Regions from separate parts of the Homo sapiens genome. Here region 2 is linked to region 1. A link is a loop called in an ENCODE intact Hi-C map of the cell type or tissue named here. Cell type or tissue: Caco-2. All regions are shown on one strand. Links, peaks and the distances in the headings refer to the core of each region. The heading gives the core; the rest is flanking DNA. Region 1 has its middle 46 kb from the start of LINC00993. Region 2 overlaps ANKRD30A (ankyrin repeat domain 30A).

Region 1 (12,866 bases), core at 2,508-10,507:
ATGTTAGACTCAAAGATTATTCTCCTGAATAAATGGAAGTGTTTCTTTATTGAAGCATGCCTTTTAAAAAAGTATTGCATATGGTGGATAAGCTTTTGGATGTGCTGTTGGATTCATTTTGCCAGTCTTTTATTGAGGGTTTTCACATCGATGTTCATAAGGGATATTGGCCTGAAGTTTTCTTTTTTTGTTGTGTCTCTGGCAGGCTTTGGTATGGATGATGTTGGCCTCATAAAATGAGTTGGGGAGGAGTCCTTTCTTTTCTTTTGTTTGGAATAGTTTCAAAAGGAATGGTACCAGCTCCTCTTTATACCTCTGGTAGAGATCGGCTATGAATCCATCTGGTCCTGGGCTTTTTTTTTGGTTGGTAGGCTATTAAATACTGGTTCTATTTCAGAACTTGTTATGGGTCTATTCAGGGATTCAACTTCTTCCTGGTTTCATGGCGGGAGGGTGTATGTGTCCAGGAATTTATCCATTTCTTCTATATGTTCTAGTTTATTTGCATTGAGGTATTTATAGTATTCTCTGATGGTAGTTTTTATTTCTGTGGGATCAGTGATGGTATCCCCTTTATCATTTTTTATTGCATCCATTTGATTCTTCTCTCTTTTCTTCTTTATTGGTCTAGCTAGTGGTCCATCTCTTTTGTTAATCTTTTCAAAAAAAAAAACAGCTCCTGGATTCATTGATTTTTTGAAGGGTTTTTTGTGTCTCTGTCTCCTTCAGTTCTACTCTGTTCTTTGTTGTTTCTTGTCTTCTGCTAGCTTTTGAATTTGGTTGCTCTTGCTTCTCTAGTTCTTTTAACTGTGATGTTAGGGGGTCGATTTTAGATCTTTCCAGCTTTCTGTTGTGGGAATTGAGTGCTGTAAGTTTCCCTCTTAACATTGCTTTAGCCGTGTCCCAGAGATTCTGGTACATTGTCTCTTTGTTCTCATTGGTTTCAAAAAACTTCATTATTTCTGCCTTAATTTCATTATTTACCCAGTAGTAATTCAGGAGCAGCTTGTTCAATTTCCATGTAATTTTGTGGTTTTGAGTGAGTTTCTTAATCCTGAGTTCTAATTTGTACATATACAAATTAGAGTACACCATGGAATACTATGCAGACATAAAAAAGAATGAGTTCATGTCCTTTGCAGGGACATGGATGAAACTGGAAGCCATCATTCTCAGCGGACTAACACAGGAACAGAAAACCAAACACTGCATGTTCTCCCTCATAAATGGGAGTTGAACAATGAGAACACATGGACACAGGGAGGGAAACATCACACTCTGTGGCTTGTCAGGGGTTGGAGGGGAAGGGAAGGGAGAGGATTATGACAAATACCTAATGCATGTGGGGCTTAAAAGCCAGATGACAGGTTGATAGGTGCAGCAAATCATCATGGCACATGTATACCTAGGTAACAAACCTGCATATTCTGCACATGTATCCCAGAACTTAAAGTAAAATTTTAAAAAAGGATATAAGTATCATGTACATTAAAAAGATACAAAATGCTTATGAACAGAAAGATTCTATATTGTAAATAAGTCATTTCTATTTACTAAATTATGGTTGAATGCAATCCTACTCAAAATCCTGTCAGGTAATTTGAAAATTGACAAGCTAATTTTAAATGTATTTGAAAATTTAAAAGACCAAGAAGAACCAAGAAAGTTCTGAAGAAGAACAGAGCTCAAGAATGTATACCATCAGATGTTTCAATCTTTATTACAATTACAATAAGATGGTATTAGCAGAAGGACATACAAATAAAGAAACCAGAAACAAACTCATATTTATACCATCACCTGATTTATGACAAAGGTGAAACTGCAGTGTAGTGAGGAAACAATAATCTTTTCAATAAATGTTAGTAGATCACTTGGATATCATTATGGGGGAATAAAAGAATTTGACCCCTATCTTACATCATAAACAAAGGTCAATCGTAGGTGGGTTATAAAGCTAAATGTGAAAGGTTAAAAATTAAAAAAAAAAAAAAAAAGCTTCTACAATGGCCATGAGTGGTGGCTCATGCCTGGAATCCCAGCACTTTGGGAGGCCGAGGTGGGTGGATCATGAGGTCAGGAGATTGAGACCATCCTGGCTAACAAGGTGAAACCCCTACTCTACTAAAAATACAAAAAATTAGCCAGGCATGGTGGTGGACACCTGTAGTCCCAGCTACTCGGGAGGCTGAGGCAGGAGAATTGCTTGAACTCGGGATGAGGAGGTTGCAGTGAGCCGAGATTGTGCTACTGCACCCTAGCCTGGGTGACAAAGTGAGACTCCATCTCAAAAAAAAAAAAAAAAAAAAAAACAAGCTTCTATAACATAAGAGAGTATCTTTATGACACTGGAGTTGACAAAAATTTCTTGAGCAAGACTAAATAAGCATTAACTATAAAGAAAAAGTCTGCTAAGTTGGACTACATTAAAATTAAGAACTTTGTATTAAGAAAGTCATGATTAAGAGAAAGAAAAGGGAAGTTAAAGTGGGAGAAGATATCTGCAATATTTATGTTCAATAAAAAACTTATATCCAGAATATATAAAAAACTCCTACAAATCAGTTACAGAATATATTCAAAGAGCCAATTAAGCATCAGAAAATGTCTTCATCAAAGGCATGCAACTTAAAATGACAATGGGATACTATGACACACAGACCAGTCTGGTCAAAATAAAAAATACAGATAATGCCAAGTGACAGCAAGGATATGGAACAACTAGAACTGGTGAAGGTAAAATAGCACAACCACTTGAAAAATTCTTAGGCAGCATTTAATGAAGTTAATATATAAATATTTTAAGACCCAGCAATTTCATACTTGTTATATACCCAACAGAAATGCACACAAGTGTGTACCAAAAGAATGTTCATAGCAGCATTATTTGTCATAGTCAAGAGCTGGAAGCAACCCAGTTGTGCATCAATGGTAGAATGGATGACTAAATTGTAGTGTATTCTTACAATAAAATACTATAGAGCAATGAAAATAAATAAACTATGGCTATATGCAACAACATGGATAAATCTTACCAACAATGTTAGACAAATGTAGCCAAACCAAAAAATACACATGTTCTATGAATCCATATATGCAAGGTTCACAATAGGTGATAGTAGCTACTCTTTTGGGAAGGAGTGAGGAAAGGACTGAGAGAGTATTGCAGAGGGGGCTCCGGGTGTTTGTAATTTCTATTTCCCAGTGCAGGTGTGGTTTGCATGAGCATGTTCACTTTGTGGAAATTCATTGAGCTGTAACTAAATATACAGAATTATTTATGAATGAAATGATATATAATTCAGTGGGAACCTGGGAGGATAGGGAGGAGGTGGGGGAGCTGAAGAAACATGAGTGGCCGAATGCTTAACAATTGTTATTGTTAGGTTATGGATACCCGGGGGGTGGTTGTACTATTCTTTCCTTTTGTGTATGTTTGAAATTTTCCATTATAAAAAGGACAAAAAAAAAAGAGAGAGAAAACTAAAAAAGAAAAAATAGTGTTGCGCTTGTTAGTAAAACCAATCTTAAGGCCAGTTACTAAAAAGTAAACTCCTACAATTTTGAATAGCTATTTGCTAATACAGTGATTTGCTGCCTTCTTGGGGTTAGTTTAGCCTGTCCATTCCTTATTTAACTTGCTCCCTTCCTTCCCTTTTAATAAAGTCCTGCCTAAGCTCCAGGCTCTATTTTCCACCTCTCCCCTAAGATTTAGGATTGTTCCGTTTTAAGTCAGTGGCCATATGTCTTCCTGTTCTCCTAGTGTAACTCTTACCTTACCCAGCAGCAGGCCCTCTGTTTAGGGCAGCCTATAATATTGCTTTTATGATTAATCTTCCCTTATCCACAAACTTAACTGTGGAGAAACAGGAGAAAGTGTGTGCCTAGAAGCTGGATTCAGGGACCCATGGTTACCCACTTCTACTTATGATTCCGTCATTACTGTTGTTTTAGGAAAATAAACAGATCTTGATTCTTTCATAAAAGTCGATTCTTCAACAAGCAAATGGGAAAATCGGCAGGCCCAGATATGTGTGTATAGCAGCTACTGGTTGGAAATTTGGACACAAAAGTCTTTATCTACCCAGCCTGTGAGCCACAAATCTGGACTGAGTATAAAAAAGAATAAAACTAAATACCACATGTTCTCACTTATAAGTGGGAACTAAACATTGAGTATGCATGTACATATAGATGGGAACAATAGACACTGGGGAACATGAGAAGGGAGGGAGAGAAAAAAGGGTTGAAAAACTACCAATTGTGTGCTATGCTCACTACCTGGATGATGGATTTGTTTGTACTCCAGCCTTAACATTCCACAATATCTTTTTAACAAACTTGCACTTTACCCCCAAATGTAAAATAAAAGTTGAAAAAAATATAAAAGAATAAAAGGTGGTTGGCTCTGTCATACAAAGATACTGAGGCTTATCTTAAAAATAGGCTCTGACCCCTCAGGATAAAAATCAGGCTTCTCCGTGCAGGTTTAGTTGACATGATTAGATGACTCTCCCAGAGTTGTGCCTTAGTGGTTGTCATATACATTGTTATAGACATCCTTGAAAAAACAAGACAAGACAGGAAAACTGAAGCTTTGAAATCCTTCCTGTATTTTCTAAACATCTGTCATTGGATTGCTTGCATTCCTCCAACTGATAGATTCCAGAAACTCACATAGTTGCAAATAAGAACATGAGTAGTAAATATCCCCCCAAATTATTTCAGAACTCAGCCATTATAAATTGATTTTATATTCATATAGTTATCTTTTTATTGATCTGTAATCCAAATTTAGCAAAGAATTAAAGATGAATCATAAATGAACACTTGAAAAAAGGTTCAATGTTGGCATTTTATAAAAATAGGTTAATAATTTCTTATTCCTTATCAAAAAACTGGATAAATAGAAATTTTAATCTTCATAAAAATGTAAATTCCAATGCAGATCAAGTGTTTGGTTGTTTGGTTTGTTGAAAGCTTGACTTTGTTTGCTTCATTTAGACAGACTATAAGATGCAAAACTTTAGCCCTAGAAACAAAATTAGGCATTAGAATCACGAGAATGGGATTTTGAAATGCCCCTGTGAGTTTACAGATGTTTCTAAAGTTCTGTGTTTAATATTTTGAATAAAATATGTGGCCATGCTCAGGATCTAGGAAGTTAGCAGTAGCCTCTTTCTTTTTCAGATACTGTGTTGACCAGTGGTCATGCCACTGCCTGTTGATTTGTTGAAAATATTGTTTACACGGTAAGTTTATCTCTGTTTACTGAGTCATTCTTAAGCAGCTCATGTGTGGCTTGTACTTCTCTAAACCCTTTATATAAGACCTTCCTTGTTATCATTCCTTATTTTAAATCTTCAAAATGTATTTGATAGATCCTTTAAAGGCCTGAATGGTTATGAAGTGCTTACATTATTGTTTTTGAAGGTTATACAAAGTCAGAGTTTCTTGACAGGTGATTAGCAGATTTCCCCATTCTTCAAATGACCATTTCACATCTACCTGCAAAGGAGAACAACACTCAGAAAGATGGTGTCTCCCAAATCATCCAAGCTAACAGAAAGTCTTTCTCTACTATTTATGAGAAGGTCCATCACTAGATTGAGAGCTCTTCTGGAAGTGAATCTGCCTGTATGTTCCCTAAAAACAACCCCTAGAGAGTTAGCTGCTGAGATGGCTGTATTTTCAAACTTGAGCTGCCTTGGAGAAAGCAGATCTGGAGTGGAGACATGGGATTTCTCATGGAAAGTGAAAATAACTCACTCAGAATAATGTTTTTTCAAACTCTTCTGTCTTTCCACAGTATGTTCTTGTTACTGATTGTCAGAAAGCTGGTTTTGAGACTGCAGCTTGGACTAAAGTAAGTTTTGTCTAGAATTGTTTCTCTATTCAGTATAGACATTTTCATGCTATGATTTATTTCTAAGCCTAGGGGAAACAATAAACAACATCTGGCTATCTTATTTCAAATTTGTTATGTAAAAATTGTGGATTGATCTTTATTGGAGCAAATTTGCAATCCAAATTCTCTTGGTGATTTATTTGCTTGGCACCTAATACACCTCTAAGCTAACAACAGTCATCTCATTTCAAATGTAAAGCCTCATTGTAAAAACAAAAAGCATATACATACACAAATATATAGAAAATAAAGACTAAAAAAATTTAATTTCCATAATTTTATCATCAAGAGACAGCCACTACTAATGCTTTGCTGGGGATCCTTCCAGACATTGTTCTATGTCTGTGTGTGTGTGTATTTTTAAATAAGATGATGCAGAACACAAGGCTTTGTTATTAAAAAAAATTAGACACAATTTCTATGCCTTAAAATCTAATTCAACAAAATTATTGTTTATGATTAAAGATTAAGTTTTATAGATGTTCCATCATTTATTTCAGCAGTCTCTTATTTTAGACATTTTCGTTATTTTCAGCATTTAAAGATTATATCTAAATCTTTATGTTTGTTTCTCATGAAGTGTCATGACCTGCCTGATATTTAAATGCTCTGCTAAAAAAAAAAAAAAATGAGTATGAGGTGGTAAGTCAATGTGGAATAGGTAATCTCCTAAGATAGCAGTCCCCAACTTTTTTGGCACCAGAGACTGGTTTCATGGAAGACAGTTATTCTATGGACAAGGGGACTTCCATGAGTCTCCTAGGAGCTGGTTTCAGGATGATTCAAGAACATTACGTTTATTATGCACTTTATTTCTCTTATATATTACATTGTAATGTATAAGAAAATAATTATACAACTCACCATAATACAGAATCAGTGGGAGTCCTGAGCTTGTTTTCCTGCAACTAGATAGCCCCATCTAGGGGTGATGGGAGACAGTGAGAGATCATCAGGCATTAAATTTTCAGAAGGAACACGCAACCTAGGTCCTTCGCATGCGCAGTTCTCAATAGGGTTCGTGCTCCTATGAGAATCTAATGCCACTGCTGATCTGACAGGAGGCAGAGCTTCAGGTGGGAATGCCAGTGATAGGGAATGGCTGTAAATACAGAGGTAGCTTTGCTTGCTCACCTGTTGCGCACCTCCTGCTGTGCAGCCTGGTTCCTAACAGGCCATGGTCTGGTACCAGTCCATGGCCTGTGTCGTGGGTTGGGGCCCACTGCCCTAAGAGACAGTGGCAATTAATCCAGGTTAAATGTGATGATGTCTTAATTAGCCTGGGATGTTAGAGGAGGAGGCAGTGAGAAGTGGTCAGAGCCTGGATTTATTTTATCTTTTTAAAAGCTAACAGAACTTGCATATGGATTAGATTGTGAGTTGTGGAAGAAAGAAAGAAGTCAAGGATCATCATATTAAGAGGACAAAGGAGGAAAAATGAACAACTCAGTAGATGCTTAAAGAAACATTGTTAAGAGGCAATATCCATTTCAGATTTTTTTTAAAAACAGTTTTTGCAAATTGAACAGAACAATTGAAGTCCCAAAATGATCAATAAAAACATATTATTGATTTTGTCCATTCAGCCACTCTCTCACCAGATTAATGAATCCTTGTTGTATACAGCCTTAGGTTGGAGCAAACCCTTGCCATGAACTGAGAGGGGCCTGCTGTCACTATGGGATAAATCTTAGAGAAAGGCCAGCCATGACAGCAAAAGTGTGTTCATCTTCAGAGTACTTTGGGGACACTCATTACTTGAAGTCATTGTTAAAAATTCTGAGACAAGGAAATTAGGAAGATTGACCTCCCCAGTAAGCTATGAGCCATGAGAATCTTTCCATAAGAAGAGGTAGCTAGGATGCAGGGATTCTGTAGTGGGTGGAGTTCGGGTGAATCTGCCATGCCAGCCAAGAAGCCCTGTCTGAGTGACTGTTTTCCTCTGCAGTTCAGTCATCTGGCTGTCTGGGGAAGCATGCTGACCAGTCTGGTGTTCTTTGGCATCTACTCAGCCATCTGGTCCACCATTCTCATTGCCCCAAATATGAGAGGACAGGTAAGTATGCCAGATTGGAAGTTTGCCTTCTGTGTCTTGTGATAACAATGTTTCTCCATGTGTAGGCAAGCAGGCTCTCTGTGTTTTACAACTGTATTGAGGTTTGATAGACGCTGGTGCTACCTCTTTCTGTCAGGATCTATCAGGAGGTAAACCAAATTAAAGCACCTGGAAGATGTCATCCAATCCACAGAAATGGCATTTCAAATTTAAAGTATTATAAAAAGTCAACCTAAATCCCCTTACTTACCTGGCATGTCCACATTTTCATAATAAATTATGTGTTAATTGCACATAGTACTGATATGTGCAGTTTATGGCCCTTTGGAAACTGGAGCTATTTTGAGTTGCTCATAATCCAGTGATTATACTGGTTACAGTTTTGATGTTGTACTCTGATTAGTAGTTATCCTCTGCTGAGTCATCTGTGGAAGTTAAATCTAACAGCTCTATGAACCAGCATCTCTCATTGTTCCGTCTCTTTGAACTAGAAAGACTGAGATTAAAGGTCTTTATACTCACTTGAATATCTTTTTATTTTTTTCTTTTATATTACCTTTTTCTAGTGCATGAGATTCAGCCATCAACCGTGATGAACTGGATCATGGAATCTAACAATATCAAGTTTGGATAGAAAGGAGCTTGGCAATCTTGTGGTCCATGCCTCCTCAATTTACCAAGGAAGCTGTGCAAGCTCAGGTCTCCAGGTTCATCCCAGAGACCCCACCCTGGGGTTGCCCGCAGCATTCCTGTCCTTAGACCCCAAAAACAGGCTGCTGGGCCCTGTATTTAGGGACCTCTGCACTGGCTCTTCTTCTCTGGGTGTATTTCTCTGCACAGAGTGAAAAGCTGTGATGCACACAGCCAGTCTTCCCACTTCTAATCTGTTCTCTGGGCTCCCAGGAACCCAAGCCTCTTTCTCAAACAGCCAAATGCCCACTGCCCAGGCCTGCCTGGGCCTCCTTCCAGATCAAGGCCAGTTTGCACAACCTTAGGCCCAAGGGACAGTTGTTTGCAAGGGGTGTGCACTGAGTAGATTGATGTTTGCACTGGTGTTTCCACCGACGTTTAAAGGAGGATGTTCATGCTGGGGCACAGAACCCAGGTGGAAAGGGAAGAACTGTGGGTCAGACTTTAATTGGTGTTTCCCACCCAGGAATACATATTTTAGGGGCAGGTCTGGGCATGGCACAGCTGTCTGCTATCTCTGCCTCACTTACTCTGCGGAAGTAAACAAACCCCCCTGGGTTAACCCAAGTCTAGACTGTGTCCAGCAGCTGTTTCTTGTGAGGTAGCCCTGAGTAGTGTTGCTTGTCTTTTGACCTGGTGGCTCAATTGGCTAATATCCCAAGGTGCAGAGGACCCCCACTGAGGATGCTGAGTGGGATGGACCTGTCCTGCAGGAGCGGGCGTGCTTGCCCTCTAATGCATTTTTGCTTTTTGTAAGAAAAGAGGACAAATGTCTAATGTGCTTTTCAGTTCTTTTCCAAATTCAGACAATAGAGGAAATTAGAGGGGATTCAATAAACCCAGAATATTGTTGTGTAGCAAAATGAGCATTTCCAACAAAGAAACTTTGTGTGTTTAAAGAAAGCAATTCTATTTTAAAGCAGCATGATTGAGCCCCACAAAACAAAGTGTCAGCTACAAGACAACAATCTTTTGGTAAGGTATTGGGGCTTACGATATCTGTTTTGTGCCCTCTTCCTTCTGGTTCAGAGTTGATCTGCTATGATAAATATTTTATTTGGGGAGTTTTTTGGTACTGGACAATAAACAGGGCCACAGCTGATTGCCAGAGACAATTTTCTAAATTAGAGGACAATGACAGCTGACAGGATGGGTCACTTGGTTTGTGACTGGCAAACTAAGCCCATTTGTCTAGGTTCCTAGGTTGGTGAATGCTCAGAAGTGAAGGGTATTCTAGGAAAAAACTGCTTTTTATAGGCCCGGCACGCTTCCGCTGCACAACTCTGCTATCGAAAAGATTTTTTTTTTTTTTTTTTTTTTTTTTTTAGACACAGTCTTCCTCTGTTGCCCAGGCTAGAGTGCAGTGGCAAGATCTCGGCTCACTGAAACCTCCACCTTCTAGGTTCTAAGCGATTCTCCTGCCTCAGCTTCTGGAGTAGCTGGGATTACAGGTGTGTACCACCACACCTGGCTAATTTGGTATTTTTAGCAGAGACGGTGTTTCACCGTGTTGGCTAGGCTGGTGTCAAATTCCTGACCTCAGGTGATCCACCGGCCTCAGCCTCCCAAAGTGCTGGGATTTCAGGTGTGAGCCACCATGCTTTTAAAATTACTATTTGAATAATGCTTCTGATAATTTTTCTTTTTTTTTCTTGAGAATGAGTTTTGCTCTTGTTGCCCAGGCTGGAGTGCAATGGCGCAATCTCGGCTCACTGCAACCTCTGCCTCCCAGGTTCAAATGATTCTCCTGCCTCAGCCTCCCAAGTTGCTGGGAGTATAGGCATGCACCACCACACTCGGGTAATTTTTTATATTTAATAGAGATGGAGTTTCACTATGTTAGGTTGATCTCAAACTCCTGACGTCAGGTGATCCACCAACCTCGGCCTCCCAAAGTGTTGGGATTACATGCATGTGCTACCACACCTGGCCAGCTTCTAGTGATTTTATAAACCATTTTTTGTAGTTCACTAAACAGTAGGTTTTTGGCAAATAAACATGGTTATTTGATGCTCTTCTATTAAACTACTGTGTAATAGCAAATGGCATTTTCCACCCAGAAGCCAGAGAGATTGGACACACAAAACATTTTCTCTATTCATAACTTTATTTTTTTGAGATAGAGTTTCATTTTTTTTGCCCAGACTGGAGTGCAATGATGCAATCTCAGCTCACTGTAACCTCCGCCTCCCCGGTTCAAGTGATTCTCCTGCCTCAGCCTCCTGTGTAGCTGGGATTAAAGGTGCCCGCCACCATACCCAGCAACTTTTTGTATTTTTAGTAGAGACAGGGTTTCACCATGTTGGCCAGGCTGTTCTTGAACTCCTGTCCTCAAGAGATCCACCCACCTCAGCCTCCCAAAGTGCTGGGATTACAGGCGTGAGCCACTGTGCCTGACCCATAACATCTTTAACTTTCAAAAAGATGCACTGTTTCTGCTGGGGGTTTCTTTTACTAATTTGATTAGAGAATTCTTTGTTTTGTCCATGATATTTGGAGTTTTTCTCGTGGGGGAGAATGCAGGTTTTCTCTTGATGGTAATAATTCTACAGTAGAATTAGAATTCTTCTTCACTATCAAAGAGTCTTTATCTTCTGTAAAGAATCTCATGATATGGTATGTGAAACCCAACCAGCCAACACATTAGGAAGTTCCAGTTGAAGTTTCTGAAATCAAAGAAGCCACCTGCGTCCTTCCTCTCTTGAAAATATGCCACATTTGTGGGATCTTAAAAGGAGACCTGTTTTTCCATTTGTCTCTTCTCAAGCTTAGATCTATAGTAAGTTAAAAACTCAGATTGTATCTATCATGGTTAATGCCAGCCAAACCCTCAGCTATGGAAAATATGTGATAATGTTTTTTCTGTAGGGGATTACAGAAAGTGTTTTTTCCCCCAGTAACATATCTGTGAGATTTAAGTTTCCCCATAATGGGTCCCCAAGGCAAATACTTAAAAGTAGAATATAACTAAGTTCTTTTTAGTTCGCTGCCTCCCCCAAAGTTGCCTACTGATAGAGAATTGGAGAGATGAGGAAATCGTGATCCAAAATTAGATTAGGAAATGTGTTTATATTTTCTGCATGCTTTTCCCAATGCTTTTGACTTTAGTAGTGGTAGAGGGAATGCCATATTACTTGACCTCTGTACAAAAGTCAGGAGACCTGGCAGGGTTTATGCCCCAGGCAGTTATATAACATTTGGCAAATCCCTTTACCTGCATTAATCGCCTAATCAGCAAAGTCAGAATAATACCACTCACCCTAATTACCTGATAGGATTCTGGAAAATATGTAACAACCTGTGGAAAATCTAAAACATGCATGCTCTTCTTTTTCCTGGAGTGATGAATTATTTTTAAACCTTCATGAATAGAAATATTGCTGTGATTTAAACTCCAAATTCTTTTGGCCACATAGTTTTAACATTTTGTAGGTTCTAAATTGGATGTTTCTCAGCAAGGTCCATTGATTACCTGCACTCAAATCATTTGGATTGCTTGTTAAAACGACAACCCCTCCACCTGCAGGCAATCTCTCTCTCTCTCTCTCTCTCTCTGTCTCTCTCTCTCTTACACACACACACACACACACACACACACACACACACACACACACACACACACAGAGTGAATTTGGAACCTCTGGGTGTGGCACACCAGCACCTAAATTGTAATAAATCTTTAGGTGATTCTTTCCTTTAAACTTTGAGAACCACTGCTCCAAAACACCTAAAATATGACTTCATTAGAATGTTTTAGCTGTCATAGGGTGTTACAGGAGAACATGATACATTGAAGATACTCACAGCTGAGAATGTCAGTGGAGGAGGAGAGATTAAGTGTAGGAATCTGCCTAGGGCCAGGAGAGGACTTGTTTTCAGGTTAAGGTCTGTGGTGTGGAACCGTGTTTGCTTGTCTCAGCATCCATTCTTCTTCACCCTTTCCTAATTGTTCCCATATGTGCTGTGACTTTCCCCCTTACTCCTGGGGAAAACTTAATCCCATCCCTTCTGTAGTGATTGGTTCATGAAGCCGAGAGACATGGGGACACACTTGTCAGGGGCTTCTGGGATAGCAGCAAGTGTGCTCCTAAAAGAATCCGTCAAAGAGACAGCTTTCTCATCTGAATGCTGTGGTTGCTGCTGTGACACTGGGAATGGTTCAGCTAAAGGAGGAAAACCACCCTCAATACCACCCTACTGCTGGCATGAAAG
Region 2 (12,866 bases), core at 2,767-10,766, 120 kb before region 1:
CAGAGAGAAAGGTCGGGTTACCCACAAAGGGAAGCCCATCAGACTAACAGCTGATGTCTCGGCAGAAACGCTACAAGCCAGAAGAGAGTGGGGGCCAATATTCAACATTCTTAAAGAAAAGAATTTTCAACCCAGAATTTCATATCCAGCCAAACTAAGCTTCATAAGTGAAGGAGAAATAAAATACTTTACAGACAAGCAAATGCTGAGAGATTTTGTCAACAACATTTGAATATTATAACCTGCAGGGGTCTGTCCTGCAGATGGTTGAGACACATAACCAGATACTGATATTCAGTGAAAGAGCAGCAAGGATTCCGAGCTGATTACAGACACCAAGGAAGATGCTGTAAAGAGTCAGCAGCCACAGCCCTGGCTAGCTGGCCCTGTGGGCATTTATTAGTAAAGTTTTAATGACAAAAGCTTTGAGTCAACACACCCGTGGGTAATTAACCTGGTCATCCCCACCCTGGAGAGCCATCCTGCCCATGGGTGATCAAAGGTTAGTCTTAAGACCACATAAGTAAACAAGCTATTTAGATAAACTACTCTACCTTCCTTTGTATCCACTTTAAGCTATTTATGCAAGGTAAGAATTAGGCTGCTTTCAGCCATAACCATATCTTGAGACTTTTACAAAACCCTCTGGCCTTCCAAGAAGATTTGTGTCTATGTCCTATAACTTCATATTAAAATGTTTCTCACCAGCCTGACTGAACTCCCACAATAACCTATGAAGAAACATGGTTTTATTGATTGATTGATTGATTGATTGTAGAGACATGGTCTCCTTATTTTGCCCAGGTTGATATTGAACCTCTGGTCTCTATTTAATTTTTACAATAAATGGTTTGCATTTAGTAAATGAGAATTAATTACAGTTGAGTCTTGAGCAATATGAGAGTTAGGGTGCTGATCCCCCATGCAGCTGAAAATCTGCTTCATATGAAAATCTCTTTCTTTTGACTCCTCCAAAACTTTACTAGTAGTCCACTGTTGACCTGTAGCCTTCCTGAAAGCACAAACAGTCAATTAACTCATAGTTTCTATTTTATATGTACTATATAGTGTATTCTTACAATAAAGTGAGCTGGAGGAAAGAAACTTTTATAAGAAGGAAAAATATATTCACTTTTGAGTGGAAGTGAATTATTATACATAAAGATCTTAATTCTTATTGCCTTCATGTTGAGTAGTCTGATAAGGAGGAAGCAGAGGAGAGATTTGTCTTGCTATCTTGCAGTGGCAAAGGAAAAGAAAAATCTGTCTGTTAGTGGGCTCCTACAGTGAAAACCCATATTCAAGCATCAACTGTGTGACATAGTGACTCGTGTCACTAAAAAAGTAACTATCTTTAGAATTTGAAAACTTAATAATGCTTTCCTGGTGCCATAAACAAATGTCAACAAGAATTACAAAACTTAGCCAGGGTGCCTCAGTACCAATAGGAAATTATTTTCCAAAGATACCTACTGAATGCAGAAGTCAGAAAAGCAATTATTTGTTGAGAAGCGCAGGTTATGTTACATAGTCTTGTACCAACAAGGTCTCACTATTATCAACTTCATTTCCTCCAAGTTGAAACCAAATAAGATATATTTACTTCATTAAAACAAGATATGTTGTTCTATCTGCTGGATAATTAGGGTGTTAATAGTAATTTGTTACAACAAGATACTCTGTTTCTAATAGCCAAAATATTATCATTATAAATATTCAAATAGCTTAACTCTAGGCTCAACAAATTATAATGAAGTTAGAAAAATTTTTCATAATAACAAAAATGCTACTATGATACCTAAATGTGACATAATGCATTGTACAATATGAATTATATGGGCATATCTTTATTATATATTTATTAAAGGACCTCTGTAAGTTAGGTTTTGCAAGTTGCAGGAGACAAGGATAGAATACATATAGTTTGGGTCTTTAAGGTGCTCATAAAACAGTAGAGCTGTCCTTATTGAATTTCTGCATTTTTCCAACAGAATTTCGTAAAAAATGTTTTTTTATTCATTTATCCACTTGTCCACTTAACAAATAATTGTTAGGTATCTTTAAGGTACTAAGCATCTTCCTTGTTATTATATAATTGGTCATTTTATATTATTTACTACTTTATTAAGGTATTAAGCATTTTTCTTGTTATTATTGTCTTTTTTTATTATTTGTTACTTTATTTAGTGCTTACTCTGTGCCAGAACCCCTTTGGAAGCTTATAATTATTACTTATTATGTCATGTCGTTACTGTATTCAGCATGTGTCAGACCTTTTATATCCAAGGTGAAGAATTAAAGCTTTAAAAAGTTTGGTAGTGTCCAGGCACAGTGGCTCACTCCTGTAGTCCTAGCACTCTGGGAGGCCAAGGCAGATGTATTGCTTGAGCTCAGGAGTTTGAGACCAGCCTGACTAACATGGTGAAACCCGTCTCTACTAAATATGAAAAATTAGCTGGGTGATATGGCCCACGTCTGTAATCCCAGCTACTTGGGAGACTGAGGTAGGAGAATCGCTTGAGGTAGGAGAATTGCTTGAATTGCATTGAGCTGAGATCACACCACTGCACTCCAGCATGGGTGACTGAGTGAGACTCTGTCTCAAAAAAAAAAAAAAAAAAAAAGAGAAAAGAAAAGTTTGGTAGTATTTAAGGAAAGCATACAGAATGAGTAGAAGTTTGCCAGGTGAAGAGTCAGGAGGATGATATTTAGTAGAAGGAAAATTTAACCAGATTGTGTGTTTGGCAGAAGGAACATCTGCAGGAACACCTGATGAGGCTGCACCCTTGGCGGAAAGAACACCTGACACAGCTGAAAGCTTGGTGGAAAAAACACCTGATGAGGCTGCACCCTTGGTGGAAAGAACACCTGACACGGCTGAAAGCTTGGTGGAAAAAACACCTGATGAGGCTGCATCCTTGGTGGAGGGAACATCTGACAAAATTCAATGTTTGGAGAAAGCGACATCTGGAAAGTTCGAACAGTCAGCAGAAGAAACACCTAGGGAAATTACGAGTCCTGCAAAAGAAACATCTGAGAAATTTACGTGGCCAGCAAAAGGAAGACCTAGGAAGATCGCATGGGAGAAAAAAGAAGACACACCTAGGGAAATTATGAGTCCCGCAAAAGAAACATCTGAGAAATTTACGTGGGCAGCAAAAGGAAGACCTAGGAAGATCGCATGGGAGAAAAAAGAAACACCTGTAAAGACTGGATGCGTGGCAAGAGTAACATCTAATAAAACTAAAGTTTTGGAAAAAGGAAGATCTAAGATGATTGCATGTCCTACAAAAGAATCATCTACAAAAGCAAGTGCCAATGGTAAGATGCTAGAGCGAACTTTGTAAGGTTTATTGGCACTTCAGGTTCCCTAGTGAAAAAAGTGTGATATGGGAGTAGTTGGGAATGACTTGAATATCTAAATAAGGCGAGCTTAGGCAACACTTTTTAATAGTATAGGAATAAGTAGCTCTTATTCTGTAGGTCCTGGAAAAATTCTCACAATTCTTCTGGCCGTAAATGCTAGATGAACTAACTAACAATGGCTAAAACCATAGGAACCAAAGTTGTTTGGTGGTACAGGGATATCATAGGATCACACTTTTTTTTTTTTTTTTTTTTTTTTTTTTTTGTGAGACAGAGTCTCGAACTGTCCCCTGGGCTGGAGTGCAATGGCACGAGTGATCTCGGCTGACTACAACCTCCGCCTCCCAGGTTCATGTGATTATCCTGCCTTAGCCTCCCAAGTAGCTAGGATTACACGTGCCCACCACCACACCTGGATAATTTTTTGTATTTTTAGTAGAGATAGGGTTTCACTATATTGACCAGACTCAAACTCCTGACCTCATGATATGCCTGCCTTGGCCTCCAAAAGTGCTGGGAATTCAGGTGTGAACCACTGTGCCCAGCCAGGATCCCACTTATGGTTGGCTAGTTAGCAACAGCTCCAATAATCATGCTCTCTCAAGACAATATTTAAAGGCTGGAAGGGCTGCTTTTGTTCACATGTTTCTTTTAAATAGGGAGAAAACTTGGAAGCTTGCAGTAATCTTCCTGTAACATTTTATTGGCTGGATTACACCACATGCCCATATCTAAACCAGTCACTAGGAAAGCAAATGTAATTACTGTGATTAGCTTAGAATAATGATTTCTCTTTTTGAGATGGGATTGGGGTAATGGAATACTGAATATCTAAAGAAACTTGTGTTTCTGCAGCAAGAAAGAAAAAATAATGCTTATGCATAGGAAGCCAGCAATGTTTTCTGCAGGGATTCATTGGAAAATTTTGAGCAGGGGAGTCACAAGATTAGATTTGAGTATCAGGGCATACTGGTTATGGTATAAGGCAGAGATTGGCAAACTTTTCCTGTAAAGTGACAGATAGGGAATATGTTAGGCCGCTGGGCATGGTGGCTCACACCTGTAATCCCAGCACTTTGGGAGGCTGAAGCATGCGGATCACCAGGTCAGGAGTTCGAGAACAGTCTGGCCAACATGGTGAAACCTCATCTTTACTAAAAATACAGAAAGTAGCCAGGTGTGGCGGCATGCACCTGTAATCCCAGCTACCTAGGAGGCTGAGGCAGGAGAATCACTTGAACCCAGGAGGCAGAGGTTGCAGTGAGCTGAGATCGTACCACTACACTCTAGCCTGTGTGACAGAGCAACATTCCATCTAAAAAAAGAAAAAAAAATGTTAGGCCATGTGGTCTCTATAACAGCTATTGAACTCTGCATTGTAGGGTGAAAGCAGTCATAGATAATGTGTGAGCAAACAGGCAAGATTGTATTCCAATAAAACTTTGTATAAAAAGCCATTTGGTAAGCTGAATTTGGCCTGTGGCCTATAGTTTGCTGGCCCTTCATATAGAAGAAAGATGGAGGGTAATTACATAAAAAGATTTAAAGACGAAACTTTTGTAGTAGTTCATGCTATAGTCTTTTTTTTTTTTTTTTGTCACCAATCTGTGGCCTAGTATCAATCTATTATGAAAGTTTGACCCATCCAGGGTAAAAAGAGTCAAGTTCAGAAGCTCAATTTACACATTTAAATACGTAGGTCTTTCTTTGCCGTTATTTTATTTTGATTTCTTTTACTGAATTTTTTTTAACTTAAAAATAACCGTAGTAATTGGTAGGGTTTCTTTGTCCCTGTGAAAGCCATCAGTTAAGGGGCTGTGTCTAACTAGGAAATTTGAGTGAATTCACTTCAGAAGAATTTAGAATATTTCTGTTATATATTTGTTTTCTGTCTCATGGCTGTCAGTATTCCTTGGGCCTTGCATGGACCTTGATTTAATTCTATGAAATGTGGGAAATTTAGTTACTTAAGGCAATTGTTTTTCCTATAAATTTTTAATGTTTCTCCAAGGAGGCACAAGTTGATTCTGAAGGTATTGTTGCATTAAGGAAAGACTATCTCATTGTAATTAAAGCAGTTTTTAATTTATATGCAATACAAGTTCTTTAAGCTTATTTATCTAAAACACATACACACCAAATATACTGTCATGGCATATTGAAATTTAAAAGGGTTGGACATATATTTTGCTAATATCAAAAAGTTAATATTTTGAAGCATCTTATTTATTGATAAATAATCTTTTTTGAAGAACCATATAATAAAGATTAGTCAATCAAACTACATAATACTAAAAAATAAAAGAAAGTAATGAGAGCTGACAGGTAATTAAAGTTATCTGAGTGAACAGCAAATATCTGACATAGTATGCTTCACGGGAGAAGAGGATAGGACTTCTTTTGTGAAGAAATAATTAATACAAATTAATCAAATTTTTAATTTTTTTGCATTCTAATGAATATAAAATTAATTTTTACATTTTTAAGATTGCAGCTCTAACCATTTGACTATAGAAGTGGTTGTGGTTATCTACCAATAGAATATACAGGCTATAGAAGTAAGTCCACAGATTCATGAATGAAAATAGATTTGTATATGTTTTAAAAATTTATAATAAGAAATGTTATCATGAATATATCTGTGATTAACTTTTTATAGATCAGAGGTTCCCATCAGAATCCAAACAAGAGGAAGATGAAGAATATTCTTGTGATTCTCGGGTATTGTGTATTATTGATGTTATTCTCTAAAAATATTAATATTGAGTGATGTGAAAATATAAAGTCAGAGGCTTTGACTTGGTTTTCTTACCACTGCCTATGCTCAGAAGAAATTCTGATATTTCTAAAAACATACTTGGCTGGGCACGGTGACTCATGCCTGTAATCCCAGCACTTCGGAAGGCCCGAGGTGGGAGGATCACCTGAGTTCAGGAGTTTGAGACCAGCCTGGCTAATATGGTGAAACCCTGTCTGTACTAAAAATACAAAATTAGTTGGGTGTGGTGGCATACCCCTGTAATCCCAGCTACTGAGGAGGCTGAGGCAGGAGAATCACTTGAACCCGGGAGGTGGAGGTTGCAGTGAGCTGAGATCGTGCCATTGCACTCAGATCGGGCCATTGCACTCCAGTCTGGGTGACAGAGTGAGACTCTGTCTCCAAAAAAAGAAATACTTAAAAAAAAATGTGTGCTGAGTAGATTACTGCTTGGTAGTGAAATTCTGCTAATTTTCAGAATTAGTTTCAGACACTTGTGTAGTACAGTGTAAAAAATAAGGCTTAGAATTCACCAGTAATTCACATGAGTTCTGAGGTGAAATTTGATCAAAAGCTAAAGAATTACTCCGAGTTCATCTTTGGGCAATTATATGACTCAGTGGTATATCTAGACGTACAAAAATTTTAATTGGATTCATAGAAAAACAGTTTAAGCTGCAGTTTTGTACAACTTGAAACATAAAAGATAATGCTTGGATTGGAAATTATTGACGTATCTGTATTGTCCAGTATAGATCTGAAGGAACATTTCAGGAGACAAACATGCATAAAGAATAGGAAACCAGTGGGACTATAATAACAACAATTTGGTTGAGTAGTATTTTAAAAAGTAGAAATTATTTTTACAGATAGAACTCTTTGAGTCCGTTTGTGGTAGCCATGCTTATAGCAACATAAGTATCAAATAATAGTGATATAGTCCAAGGTCACAACTGTGGAAAGACACAGGAAGTGCCTGACCTCTTAGATCCAAGCCCCTGCTGCACAGTGGTAACAGAAATGAGATGACAACAGACAAGCAGACTTTATCTAATTTGTCCATAGACAAAAAAAGACTTTCTAATACTTGATTGCTTTCATTTAAACATAACATAAATATAAGTTTTCCTTACTACTTTTTCATTTTATTCAAGTACTTTTTCCATCAGCAGATATTTTATCAAAAACATGTTGATTATTTTAAGCCCATTTACCTAAATAAAGCAGCTTCTACAATGTTCTGAGTGCACTTTATATGACTTATTCTTAACATTCTTTTCATGCCATGCATCATTTTTAACACTAAATAATTCTATTATCATGAATAATTTCAGTGTTTAATGCAGTATGTATTTGCGGCAGCGCTCCTCTGGAGGGGGCACCAGCTGCAGGGAGTCTGTCCCTTGCAGACCCCTGACCCGGGGACAGATGAATAAAGTACATTGACACACAGATATTCTTCTCTGCCAGTCCAGCTGAGGGCGTCTGAGTGGCTTACAGACTCCCTGTTGAGTTCTGTAAACAGTTGTGACTATGGCCCTGATCAGCTAGTCAGACTCGCATTTATTCAGTATGATTAATTAACAAAAGCTTGAGTCAATACCCTTAGAGGGTAATTGACATTGTGGACTTCCTGGGGTAGTCCTGAGTAAAAAGCACTTAAGCACCTGTGGTACATCAAAGGTGAGTCTTAAGATTATATGAGTAAACAAGCTAGCTAGGTAAGCTACTCTGCCTTCCTTTATGACTACTTTAATTTGTTTAACTAAAGGTAAAGATCAGGTTGCCTTCAACCATATCTATTACCAAAGTTATGCAAACTTCTCGGCCTTCCAAGAAGATTTGTGTCTATTTATATAACTACCTCTAATATTTTTTCCACCAGTCTGATTGAACCCCAACATGTGTTATGGCAGGTAGCAAGTGTATTGTACTTGTTTGATGTGCCTTCTTGATTTTTGGTGAGGAAGATAAAGTAAGATATTTTTAAGTGAGCTACTTTTTGAAATATGCAGATGAGTGAAAATTTTTGTCAATGTTATTTATTTTTCATGCTCAGTAACCGAGTCAATAGCTGCATGAAGATAACAGATAAGTTTTGATATAGATAGCATGTGTGAGGGTTTCTATCAAAATGTCATGATTTTCAATATGTGCCTATCCTCAAATCAAATTGCCTTTGAAGTCAGAAATTGAGTTTAAAAAATATTTTAATTAGGAATTTTCATGCTTATGATTTTAAAACTGAAATTATCTATTGATACTACTTTTAACAGAGTCTCTTTGAGAGTTCTGCAAAGATTCAAGTGTGTATACCTGAGTCTATATATCAAAAAGTAATGGAGATAAATAGAGAAGTAGAAGGTAAGAACGATTTTTTATTTGAAAAGTCTTTTAACCATATGTTTGTCTAAATGCATGATGACTGATATACTCTAATAGCCAAATAAAATTACCCACTAAATACATAACATCGAAAAGAGAGGAGTAAAATGATAAGTTATGTATCTTTTCAGGTGTTGGCAACAGGAATATGTAGAGAGTGCAAAAAAAACAACCGAATTATTTGTTTGAATCCAAGATACTCTAGGACATGACGAAAGTCAGGAAACAAGTAAGGGAAAAGGAGTAAAAAGGGAATGAAGACTAAAGAAGGCAGAGAGAGTACAGGGAGTTCATGAAGGAACAAGAAGCAGGTTTATATAATGGAGGTGGCAAAATAAAATATTTTTTAGAAAAGATAGACCATGCTTAGAAAGATGGCAAGAATATAAAATGATCTTCCAGTACCAAAACTTGTCCGAAAATTATAGCTAAAGTTTTCTCACTTTTCCTGTCTTTCTCACTACTGGGAAGGCATTAGGAATGGAATTATCTGAGCATGCAGAATTGTGTTTTATTTGCAATAGGTGAGTATTAACAAAAATGCATAGGTGTGCATCTATAAAATTTATCATATACACTCAGTATAGACAAATACTTATGAAACATTAGAAAATCAGCTGAATACCTTGTTAATACACAGTATCATTCAGCATAATTGAGTTTCTAAATTTTAATAAGTTCTCAGGCGATGCTGATACCAGTGGTACTTGGAGCTCATTCTGAGTAGCAAGAGGAGAGGCCATTCATGGGAAAAATGTGGAAGAAGAGCAATTGGATAAAAGGATAAGACAAAACAGGGTCAAGAGAAAGCATTATATTCCTTTTATTTCTGAGTATGCTTTTAGCCAGAGAAGAAGAATAAAAAGATAAAGAAACAAATTATAAATTTAAGTTACTGTCACTAAACAAGGAGAAAGGAAGTGATGGAAAAATAAATTTGAAACAGTGTTGGATGGAAAAAATCAGTTCTAGGAAGTTAGAGTTTTTTTAAATTTTTTTAAAAATTTTTTTAGCAGAGGCATTCTAGGCAGGTAACGGGACAAACAAGAGAGAAGGTAGGTAGGTAATTTTGGAGACTCTGAGAAGGACAGTTCAGTGAACTCGCTTCAGATGTGTTTAGATTATTTGCACTCCAGAAAGTAAATTATGGACACTCCAGAGACTACCAGAAGCAGGAGTCTTACTAGAATTGGAGAAACCAAAGTGACTCATTAGGTTTCTATGTTACAATCAGGCATGACAAATATATATTTGGTTGATGTTAGCTATTCAAGTGAGATATATTTGAAACTAAGAACATTGGCTTTATATTTTAAGAAAGTGAGTTGTTTTGGTAAAATTGTCATTCCACAAAAATTTATTATAGACTAATGATACGCCAAATCAGATGAATTGTAGGAGCTAAAAAAATACTGAATTTATACTTGAATAATAAGATTGCTTTTTAAAATAAATATTGTGGTGACTTTATAATATAAAAAGTTATTTATGTTTAATACATCTATTGCAATTAATTTTTATATACATATGTCAATATTGAAAGCTTATTATAGATTATTTCCATGATGAGTTTTATACATCATCTTGCATGAGTGGATCAAGAAGCATTCAGATGTATAAACTGGAGGATACAGAAATGTAGGCATATTATTACACCATATGGTTATGGAAAACAATGAATATTTATATTTAGTATTATGAACTAAGTATATATCCAAGCTGATCAATTCATAACACTTCACTGATGAGATGTCAATTCTACATTCAGCTGAACTCTCATCATAACTATGTACTTTTCCAAAGATAGGCCATATTAAAGAACATGATGAATAGAATAACATAAATGATTCTAATATGTTTCATTAAGTACGTGGTGTAGCATTCCATGTTCAGCTTTGACATTTATTTTCTCATATCAACCCTTTTTACACGTGAAACACAATCTCGCTTTGAAGTCTTAACTGCACGATCTATGAAACCTATATTTATATTTTCTTCAGTGTATTCCTGTCGTGTGTGTGTCCTAAACAAACCAAAAGAAAACTTTCCAAATCTAAAGTATTCGTTCTCAAAGTCGACCAAGAGGAATCAGTTACATACTATGACTGCATTCATTTGGTTGGCATTGTCATACTTACTTATGATTGATGATAAATCTCTTTTGCTTTTTAGAGCCTCCTAAGAAGCCATCTGCCTTCAAGGTATTTAGTTTTATTATTTCATTTTGAATGACTTATTAATTATGTATTTGTGAAGTATACATTCTTTATTAATCATTTTGCTTCCAACCCCATTTAGCCTGCCATTGAAATGCAAAACTCTGTTCCAAATAAAGCCTTTGAATTGAAGAATGAACAAACATTGAGAGCAGGTAAATTTTTCAATTTAACTATGCAAAGACGAATATTTCAATATTGGACATTTTGATGGTCTTTCTATCCCCAATGCTTTATTTTTTTCAACTTTGATGAAAACATTTGATCTAGATAATGCCAATACTGGTATTGATGTTTGAAAACCTGATATTACAAGAACAGTAATTTTTAATATATTTTTTAAAAATGTAGCCTTAATCTCAGATGTTTCTACTTTTGTATCCCGAAACTGTAATGTTTACTATTTTGAACTTCTGTAATTCTTAAAGATTCAAGTAGGTGAATTTTGAAACTCTTAACTTCTTTTAGTTCTTCGAAGCTTGATTCAAATTCCACTGTTTACTTCGGGGATCACGTCTTTTACTGATATAACACTTGTGTTTTAATATTAATTACCTTGTTTCCAGTGTTGTCACTTTGGGAATCCTAAGAAAATCAGTAACTCGGATTAGTGAACTCTGTGTGTTTGTGTGTGTGTGTGTCTGCGTGTGTTCCTGTGTGTGTCTGTTTATGTGTTTGGTACCTTTACCTTGTAAAGATGAGGAAAGTAATTAGTCATTTCTTTGTGAATATTTGATAAGCACACTTTTTCCTAAAACTGTAATTCTGAAGCATTTGGGTTTAGAGTCTTTTTACACTAACCTACTTTTTAAAACTATTCTTATGCATGTTTAAACATTTTACAACATGTGTGCGTGGTCATATTTAATATGTACAATTTTTTTCAACTTCTAATGCATACATGGTTGTACGGTGTAATGTTCAGAAACATTCTTTTTTGATCAGCATCATAATTTTTAGTGACATCCATAAAGGACACAATTAACTGTGTTTTTTAATATTAGGTTGTTTATAAAATTCCATTGTATGACAGTACCATAGTTAATTGCACAATTTTTATGCTGATAAGTAATAAATAAAAATGAAAACATTCAGATTTCAGACTCTTTCAAAAGTTAGTGTTATCTGCTGATTTTTTAGGTATTAGAAACTAAAAGTAAAATATTTAAAGTATTTCCTTGTGCAATCATACACTCCACTAAGAATTTGAACTGTGCCCCACAGCTTCTTAGAGCTATGGTGTGGCAACACGTTAGATCTCTGAAACGATCCAGGGTACGCTTCTAAAAATGAGTGAACATGGTGACTTACCAAAGTGTGATTTGAGTTTCTTGTACCCTCTGCATGAAATGTGAACATTAGGGATGCTAAGATCAGAAGTTAAACTTACTTTTGAAAACCAGGTATACAGTTGATGGATGTCAAATGAGAAACGTATGCATAGTGATGAAACGGTCTTTTAAGTTTTAGTTGTGCATGTTTGCTTTTTTTCCTCAACCTGATTCAAATAGTTGTAATTTGTACTTTGTACTGATAAAGAAAACTGGACATTATTTTTGGTATAAATTCATTTTCTGTCTCATGTTCCTGAGAACTCGTCAAGTCTTGAGTGGGCCTTGATTTTATCCTATAACATGTGGGAACGTTAGATTACTTAAGGCAATTATATTTTCCTATACATTTCTGATGTTTCTCCAAGGTGTCACAAACTGACTCTGAAGATATTGTTGCATTAGGGAAGAAGTATGTCATTGTAATTGAAGCAGTTGTTAATTTATATTCAATAAAAGTTTTTAAGCTTATCTTCCTAAAACATATACACACCCAAAACACACCCAATACACTGTCATAGAATATTGAAATGTAAAAGGATTGGACATATAGTTGACTAACATCAAAAAGTTAATACTCCTAAAAAATCTTATTCATTGATAAATCATCTTTGTGGAAGAACTGTGTAATAGAGATTGCTGAGTCAATCAAACTAAGTAATACTACCAAATATAAATTTACAAAGAAAAGAGAGATGATAGGTAATTAAAGTTTTCTGAATGAACAGCAAATATAGGACATACTGTGTTTCAGAGGAGAAGAGGATATGACTGCTTTATGAAGAAATAATCCATACAAGTTAATCAAAT

What was found. Peaks named below come from ENCODE experiments on the same cell type or tissue, not always from the same donor. Only the 100,000 strongest peaks of a DNase experiment are listed, where the experiment ranks them.
Region 2: it touches region 1 in a loop (14-fold over the local background); 3 of 110 quality-filtered maps call a loop at or near these places.

The regions. Positions count from the first base shown.
Region 1 is chr10:37,256,674-37,269,539 of GRCh38, forward strand. It overlaps a transcript of ANKRD30A not described here and the pseudogene ATP8A2P1. Among named protein-coding and RNA genes, the nearest start is that of LINC00993, 46 kb to the right of the region's middle. In Caco-2, for the core only: CTCF peaks have their summits at 6,841 and 7,061; no DNase peak of the experiment used is centred there.
Region 2 is chr10:37,138,970-37,151,835 of GRCh38, forward strand. ANKRD30A (ankyrin repeat domain 30A) reads left to right here. Exons shown (of 36, transcript NM_052997.3): 7 at 2,749-3,321; 8 at 6,026-6,087; 9 at 8,401-8,488; 10 at 10,682-10,710; 11 at 10,808-10,880. Among named protein-coding and RNA genes, the nearest start is that of ANKRD30A, 20 kb to the left of the region's middle. In Caco-2, for the core only: a CTCF peak has its summit at 7,502; a DNase peak (open chromatin) is centred at 7,612.